Linked DNA regions of Homo sapiens: region 1 is linked to region 2. A link is an interaction called in ENCODE POLR2A ChIA-PET data of the cell type or tissue named here. Cell type or tissue: OCI-LY7. All regions are shown on one strand. Links, peaks and the distances in the headings refer to the core of each region. The heading gives the core; the rest is flanking DNA.

What was found. Peaks named below come from ENCODE experiments on the same cell type or tissue, not always from the same donor. Only the 100,000 strongest peaks of a DNase experiment are listed, where the experiment ranks them.
Region 1: POLR2A ChIA-PET joins it to region 2 with 5 read pairs; 4 of 35 experiments call an interaction of 5 or more read pairs at or near these places.

Annotation. Positions count from the first base shown.
Region 1 is chr11:130,149,358-130,153,751 of GRCh38, reverse strand. No RefSeq gene overlaps it. Among named protein-coding and RNA genes, the nearest start is that of ST14, 8.2 kb to the left of the region's middle. In OCI-LY7, for the core only: no CTCF peak of the experiment used is centred there; DNase peaks (open chromatin) are centred at 2,270 and 2,874; H3K4me3 peaks cover 1,500 bases; H3K27ac peaks cover 2,449 bases.
Region 2 is chr11:129,971,395-129,975,788 of GRCh38, reverse strand. All of the region lies in intron 1 of PRDM10 (PR/SET domain 10), which reads left to right. Among named protein-coding and RNA genes, the nearest start is that of PRDM10-DT, 29 kb to the left of the region's middle. RefSeq lists an enhancer at 3,684-4,231. In OCI-LY7, for the core only: no CTCF peak of the experiment used is centred there; DNase peaks (open chromatin) are centred at 1,707, 2,508, 2,988 and 3,108; H3K4me3 peaks cover 2,069 bases; H3K27ac peaks cover 2,446 bases.

The DNA.
Region 1 (4,394 bases), core at 984-3,483, 180 kb before region 2:
GCGCGATCTCGGCTCACTGCAAGCTCCGCCTCCCAGGTTCACACCATTCTCCTGCCTCAGCCTCCTGAGTAGCTGGGACTACAGGCACCTGCCACCACGCATGGCTAATTTTTTGTATTTTTAGTAGAGACGGGGTTTCACCGTGTTAGCCAGGATGGTCTCGATCTCCTGACCTCGTGATCGGCCCACCTCGGCCTCTCAAAGTGCTGGGTGGGATTACAGGCATGAGCCACCGCACCCGGCTGTTTGTTTGTTTTTTGAGATGGTCTCTCTCTGTTGCCCAGGCTGGAGTGCAATGGCACAGTCACGGGCTCAATGCAGCCTCGACCTCTCAGGCTCAAGCAGTGCTCCCACCTCAGCCTCCAGAGTTACTGGGACCACAGGTGTGCGCCACCACGCCCAGCTAACTTTTTGGGGTTTTTTTTGGCCATCTTGTATAGAAAGATTTTTTTCTCCCTGTGGTAAGGGGTCTGGCCATGTGGCCCAGGCTGGTCTTGAACTCCTGGGCTCAAGCAATCCTCTCGCCTCAGCCTCTCAAAGCGCTGGGATTATAGGTGTGAGCCACCATGCCCATCTCCTTGTTTTTCTTTATATGGTTTTACAATCCAGGCTTGACTCTCTTTGCACCATAGTTTACTTTCTGCCTGCTTTTTGTTTTCAATGTCTTTTAGGTCATTTTAATTTTAATTTTTTTTTTTTTTTTTTTTGCGATGGAGTTTCGCTCTGTCACCCAGGCTGGAGCGCAGTGGTACAACCTCAGCTCACTGCAACCTCCACCTCCCGGGTTCAAGCAATTATCCTGCCTCAGCCTCCCAAGTAGCTGGGATTACATGCGCCCGCCACCATACCTGGCTAATTTTTTGTATTTTTAGTAGAGACGGGATTTCACCATGCTGGCCAGGCTGGTCTCGAACTTCTGACCTCGTGATTCGCCCGCCTAAGCCTCCCAAAGTGCTGGGATTACAGGTGTGAGCCACCGTGACTGGCCAATTTAAATTTAAATTTTATTTTATTTTATTTTATTTTATTTATTTTATTTTGAGATGGAGTTTGGCTCTATCACCCAAGCTGGAGTGCAATGGCACAATCTCAGCTCACTGCAACCTCTGCCCCCTGGGTTCAAGCAATTCTCCTGCCTCAGCCTCCTGAGTAGCTGGTATTACAGGCACATGCCACCACACCTGGCTAATTTTTGTATTTTAGTAGAGATGGGTTTCACTATGTTGGCCAGGCTGGTCTCGAACTCCTGACCTCAAGTGATCCACCCGCTTCAGCCTCCCAAAGTGCTGGGATTACAGGCATGAGCCACCATGCCCAACTGGTCACTTTTAATTTTTAGGTTCCCACTTCATCTTTTTCACCATCCTTTACAGTTTATTTACTGAAGAAACCAGATCATTTGTTCTGGAGACTTTCCTGCAGTCAGGATTTTGCTGATTGTGTTCTCATAGTGTAGTCTATCTCATGGGTTCCTTGTCCTTTGTATTCCCCGCAAACTGTCATATCCAGAGGCGCCAGCAGATAAAGCTTTGCTTTTTCGGGAGGGAAGATGACTTCACAGGGGCTGGTGTGTTCTTCAACAGGTGACGTGTCTGGTTGTTTCATATTGTGAGTTCTGTGCTTGAATTCTAAATTTGTGAGGAAATGGTAACGGCAAGATTTCAATGTTTCATTCCTTGCTTATTTACTTTCTGGAATACTTCTAGAAAGTGAAATTTCTCATCATCTATTTGGTTACCCAGTGGTAAGGTTTGTATAGGAAAGGAAGGATAAATGCCCGAGTCTCTATGTATTTGTTTATTTATTCATTTTCAGATGGAGTCTTGCTCTGTCGCCCAGGTTGGAGTGCAATGGCACTAACTCTGCTCACTGCAACCTCCACTTCCTGGGTTTAAGGGATTCTCCTGCCTTAGCCTCCCGAGTAGCTGGGACAACAGGCACCCACCATCACGCCTGGCTAATTTTTGTATTTTTAGTGGAGACGGGGTTTCACAAACTGCTTTCACAAACCACTTGTTTTTTGCTTGTTTTTGTATTATTATGAACTCTTGGTATCAAACATATTTGATATGTCTGGGTTCATTGCTGTTTTTATTCTTACTGATGTTCAAAGTGTACCCTCTTTGGCCATTGGGACCTTCTTTAAGTCAGCTCTGAGTCCTTTTGACCCAATTCTTGTCATCTTTGATTTTTTGTTTATTTTCTGGTATGATGTTGCAGTTTCAACTTGTACTTTTCCTGCCCACACATGCAATCAGCTGTTTCTTTAAGACAACCTAATAGCTTTTAGTGAAAAGTGATCCTCTAAGGGGATGTTCATTTCTAGCTGGTCTTTGTTTCTGGGGCTTTTGGTAGACAAAGCCAGAACTTTGTGAAAGAGATAAAACACCCATCATGTTCATATTGATTCTCCCAATTCTAATTTAGGACCACAGAGTACTGACTTATTCGAGCTGAGATCTGTATTTTCTTTTTCACACTGATAATTCTTGTTCTCACATCACTTTTTTTAAAAAAAACTCTGTCTCCTTTATCAAATGAAGGCAACAGGTACAACTTTCCCATTAGAGTTCAGTGAGTTGGCCCTTAGTGGAATTTTTGTCAACTTGCAGCTCACGAACAATAGAATAGCTAATTTGAGGGGAAAAAAAGGAAATTATTTTAAAATTGTTAGGCGGTTCACAGAATGTCTAGGAGGGCCAGAGAGCTGAGAGAGGAGGAAACAGAGCCAGAAACAAGGCCCCAGACACACCACAAGGCTGCAGGGACAGCCCCACTGCTCCCGCCCAAGCTGATACCATCAGAGCTCATCCCCTGAGCCCAGACCCACTCACCAGTGCCGCTGCCGTCCCAGGAGCAGGACGCTTCCACCTGCATCCCACCAGAAAGTGGGCTCACTGCAGTGCCTGCGTCCTTTCTTTGTGGCCTCTTGAGTAAGTCTCTTGTGAGTGCATCTCATTAGATCCTAAGTTACATGTCTGTGCCCTACCTACAAGGGAGCTGAGAAGGAGAGTTCTGGTTTCTGCCTGAGGTAGGCAGGACTCAAAAGATGGAAAGTCTCCAAATCTAAGAGGGTTGTTCAAGAGACACTGGAGTGTCCCTAAACTGGGTAAATGCAGATGCACGGAAATGTGAGTCGAGTCTGGGAGTGTGTTCTGGAAATGCATTTCACTGTGGGCCACTTGTTTGATGCTCTGTGTTTCTCTGACTTCCTCTGCCCTGTCCACATCATCAGCACATCCAAGTTCATCCCTCCTTCCATCTAATATGTGTAGTTCTGGCCCAGCCTGCTCCCTGGCCCAGGGTGTCGCGTGGGGTATACACAGGTTTCATTAAAATCAAAGTCCGCTGATTCCCTTGTTTACATTCTGAGCTCAGTCATCAGCTGAAAACATTTACCATCTAAGAAGTCATTCCCCAAACAGTTTCAATTATTAAGACCATGGATTTACATTTACTATTAATAGTGATATTCTTCACTGTAAATGTATGTTGGGTCTTGAGGTATTAACTAATATTATGAGGCCAATGTGATTAATGAGACTTAAACTTTAAATGCCCAGTACATGAAGACAAGCCACTACAATCTCTTCAGTGCTTAAAGTCATGCAATACTCGATTTAGTAATTTACAAAGTTTCATTAAGAAATGATAAATGCACAGCTTGAGATTTCTTCATTAAATGCTAAAAGCAAAAAGCCATAAACCATGGTGGAATCACTTTTTCTTGCCACAGGAAAAGTGGCTGAAATAATACACAGAAGGCTGGGCACAGTGGCTCACGCCTGTAATCCCAGCACTTTGGGAGGCCGAGGCAGACAGATCACGAGGTCAGGAGTTTGAGACCAGCCTGGCCAATATGGTGAAACCCCCGTCTCCACTAAAAATATAAAAATTAGCTAGGCGTGATGGTGGGTGCCTGTTGTCCCAGCTACTCGGGAGGCTGAGGCAGAAGAATTGCTTGAACCTGGGAGGCAGAGGTTGCGGTGAGCCGAGATCGCGCTACTGCACTCCAGCCTGGGCGACAGAGTGAGACTCCGTCTCAAAACAAACAAACAAAAACCACAGAAAAGGATATGGCAACACTATAGTCCATTCTTCTGTCAGTAAATACTGTTAGAAGATACACAGATTTGAAGAAACAAGTAAAAAACCACCTTTAGAGTATGGGAGGTTTGGATGAAAGCACAGATGTTTCTAATGTAGCTCCACTCATAGTGTAATATACGTAGATTTTTCTGCTCACGAAATACAAATATTTTTTTTTCTTGCCAGGAGCAATGGCTCACGCCTGTAGTCCCAGCACTTTGGGAGGTTGAGGCAAGTGGATCACTTGAGATCAGAAGTTTGAGACCAGCCTGGCCAACATGCGGAAACCCCATCTCTACCAAAAG
Region 2 (4,394 bases), core at 952-3,451:
ACTGGCTCCCAGCACTTCGAGGGCGGTGGGTTGGAGACCAGCTCTGCTGACCTGAGCTGGGAGAGAGTGCAGTGGTGGCAGGAAGGGAATGGTGTCAGTGTGGCTGGGCAGAGGAAGGGCCAGTGGGAGGCAGGGTTTGCCTTGAATGTGGGCAGTAGTGGCCCTGGGGTGGCAAGGGTTTATTCATTGTCATGATGGGAAAGGTGCCAGTGAAGTCCCATTCCCACCATGGGGGAGTGGGATGGTCATTACTACCAGGGCCATCTCCAGCAGTTTTTATTTACGTTTTTTATAGCAGTAAAATATATACAGAAAGTGAAATTTACCGTTTAACTATTTTTAGGTGTAAATTTTTTTTTTTTTGAGATGGAGATTCGCGCCTGTTATCCAGGCTGGAGTGCAATGGCATGATCTTAGCTCACTGCAACCTCCGCCTCCCCAGGTTCAAGCAATTCTCCTGCCTCAGCCTCCCGAGTAGGGACTACAGGCGCCTGCCACCACACCCGGCTAATTTTTGTATTTTTAGTAGACATGGGGTTTCACTGTGTTTGCCAGGCTGGTCTCGAACTCCTGACCTCAGGTGATTCACCTGCCTCGGCCTCCCAAAGTGCTGGGATTACAGGCGTGAGCCACTATGCCCGGCCTAGTGTAAAATTTAGTGGCATTAAGTACATTCACATTGTTGTGCACCCATCACCATCACCCATTTTCCAAAGTCTTTTACCCCAAGGAAACTCCATCCCCATTGAACAATAACTCCCTGTTCCCCTGCCCTGGCCCCTGGTAACCACTGTTCTACGTTCTGTCTCTGGAGTTGCCTATTCCAGTTACCTCATGTAAGTGGAGCCATACGTTACTTACCCTTTAACGTCTGGCTTATCTCACTTTGCGTAATGTCCTCAAGGTTCCTCCCTGTTGAAGCATGTGCCAGAATTCCCTTCCTTTTTAAGGCTGAATAATATTCCGCTGTATGTACAGACCACAGTTTGTTGACCCATTCCTCAATGGATGGGCACCGTTGGCATTTTGAAGAGCAGCATATCGGGTACTTTATTGAGGTGCCGTTCGTGTCTTCAGGCGTCTGAGAATGGTGGGCGCCCAGCAAGTGTCCCCATATCCTGGTCCTCAGATGTAACTGTGGAGTGGATTTCAACTCAGGAGGTCTTGCTCATGGGAATGATCTTTTAGACTCTTCCACTGTCACTTCTAATTCCTATCTAGTTAGCTCAGAACAATCTGATTCATGTTTCTCTTTTCTTTAGTTTTTCTTTCTCTCCCTCCCCCTCACCTTCTACTTATTCTGTTCACTGTTTATCCAGTTCCTTCTTTCTTAGACTCTTCCCCACTCCCACTCCATTTATTCCTCTTGTCCTCTCATGTCATTTCCTCTAAATGTTATTGCTCTCTTCTGGAATACTCTTTTTTCCTTCTGTTTTTCCATTGCTTTCCTCTCTTTTCTTCTCTTTCCTTTTGTATTCCTTTCTTTCCCCTAGTTTCTTCTTGCTCTACCATTTAAAATTTGTGTCTCAGAAATGACCCTGGTCATTATTTCTTTCATGTAACATATATAAGTGCTTACCATAGTCTAGCCTCTGTTCTCAGCACTTTGCAAATAATATATCATTTAGTCCTGTTTACACCTCTATGAAGGAGATACTGTTCTTGTCTCCATATTACAGGTGATAGAGTTGAGCCACAGAGAGGCTGGGCAATTCGTACCAGGTCAGCTGCTGGTGAGCTGGAGGCGGGGCTGGAAGCCGGGCTGGGTGGCTCCAGTGGGTGCCTGGCCCCTCCACTCTGCACTGCTGAGCGCGCTGGGAATGCAGAATGCTGGAATGCCTTGAGCTAGGCAAGGCAGAGGAATGTTGTAGTTCAAAGTCAAATCAAACATAGTTCTTGTCCTACCTAGCTCCAAAATGTTTAGAATTTTGGATGCAAGTCTTCTGGATACAAGTCTCATCTTTATATCTACATAAGAGTCTTCATCGATGTTTTATCTTACACTGTTCTGTTTCTTCAAGTACCATGATTTTTTTAAAAAATCGTTTCATCTCAATTATAGAGCTGAAAAGGGACTTTGATGAGCTTATTTCACAGAGGGGTAATTGGTATGTCTAAATGCATTTAGTTTTGTTTCCTTGCTTTTTTAAATCACCGACATTGTAACAGATGGTTGCTTAAATTTTTATTTTATTTCAGCGTAATTTATTTCAATTTAATTATGAGTAAATATGCTTTTCTATTTTTCTGGGAATCAAAAGATGGTGTGTAACATAGTTTTAAAGGGAGTATACATTCAAAATGTCATCAAATAAATTAAAATCTGCATCTGGAATTTAATTCATATCTAAGTTGTCTTTTGTCTTGTGCCAGTTCTTGCTGGGAAGGTTCTACCTTGGTGCCTCTTACCTCATTGGTTTCCTTAGCTCAGTTATGCAGGTCCTCATTCATTGCCAACTAGCTTAACTTAATTCACTGGTTTTGGTTCACAGACCTTGAACATTTGCATAGAACTGTTAACAGACATTGCTTAATTTTCACCACTTTTTACCCTAGCAGGTTGCTAATTTGGGCCTTCCTGTGACACTGCTTTTCTCCTTCACTACTCTGCATCAAGCTTTTCTTTGATATGTGGTTGTTATTCGGAGCTTTTATAATCTCATAGGATTACTCTAAAATTTTCAAAGTGGGTATTTTGTAATGAGCTAATTTGTATCCTAGAACTTTTATCTTAGACAAAAGAAAGAAAGAGAAAATACAAATAAAGGAAGAAAAAGGCGCTAAAAAAGTGAAAAACATTTTTGTAACAAGGAGGGAGGGCTCGTCTCTTGCCAGGGGACCACCTTCAAAGGCCTGGGTTTTTGAAGGACGAGTTTTATGTCCAGATCACTGCCCTCTCGAATCTCATTAGCTCTTAAACAGAGGCTGCTGACTTTGCTGGACTATTGTGATGGCTGGTAAAGCACTTTTCCTTGACTTGGGCTACAGAGTGCAGGACTGTTTCTCTAAGCGGGCAGTCAAGGGCCACAAGCTTAAAGAAAGAAAGACAAAGCTAAGATAAACAGTGTTATGCAGAATCAGGAATCTCTTGTTGAAGACTCCTCTAAATCCTTTCCATGATCAGTCCTGTGGCCACACTGTGACCTGGGGTAAGAGTGTTAGAAGTCTCAGCCTCTGATTCTGGTGTTTCCTTTTGCTTGCTGTGAACTTGACGTGATTTTATAAAATAGAAGTTGTTCTAGATGATCTGTTCTCAAACTATGCTCCCTAAAACACTAGTGTTCTAGAGCTGGACAGAGGTGTCTTTCATTTAAGAGAAATCAAGGATAGAATTTGTTTAATTTTGAATTTTCAGTCTCACAAATTTTTGTTAACTCTTTGTTGCTATTGTTGCCAGTCATTTTGAGAGGTGACAGCGTGCTGGCAGTCCCCAGAGCCCTCGCTCGCTCTCGGCACCTCCTCTGCCTGGGTTCCCACTTGGGCGGCACTTGAGGAGCCCTTCAGCCCACCGCTGCACTGTGGGAGCCCCTTTCTGGGCTGGCCAAGGCCAGAGCCAGCTCCCTCAGCTTGCAGGGAGGTGTGGAGGGAGAGGCGCCAGCTGTAACCGGGGCTGCGCGCGGCGCTTGCGGGCCAGCTGGAGTTCTGGGTGGGCGTGGGCTTGGCGGGCCCCACACTCGGAGCAGCCAGCCGGCCTTGCCGCCCCGGGCAGTGAGGGGCTTAGCACCCGGGCCAGTGGCTGCGGAGGGTGTACTGGGTCCCGGCCCACTGGCGCTGCACTCGATTTCTCACCGGGCCTTAGCTGCCTTCCCGCGGGGCAGGGCTCGGGACCTGCAGCCCGCCATGCCTGAGCCTCCCACCCCCTCCGTGGGTTCCTGTGCAGCCCAAGCCTCCCCGACGAGCGCCGCCCCCTGCTCTACGGCACCCAGTCCCATCGACCACCCAAGGGCTGAGGAATGCGAGCGCACGGCACGGGACTGGCAGGCAGCTCCACCTGCAGCCCCGGTGCGGGATCCACTGGGTGAAGCCAGCTGGGCTCCTGAGTCTGGTGGGGACGTGGAGAGTCTTTATGTCTACCTCAGGGATTGTAAACACACCAATCAGCACCCTATGTCTAGCTCAGGGTTTGTGAGTGCACCCAATCGACACTCTGTATCTAGCTGCTCTGGTGGGGCCTTGGAGAACCTTTATGTCTAGCTCAGGGATTGTAAATACACCTATGGGCACTCTGTATCTAGCTCAAGGTTTGTAAACACACCAATCAGCACCCTGTGTTTAGCTCAAGGTTTTTGAGTGCACCAATGGACACTCTGTATCTAGCTGCTCTGGTGGGGCCTTGGAGAACCTTTGTGTCGACACTCTGTATCTAACTAATCTGATGGGGACGTGGAGAACCT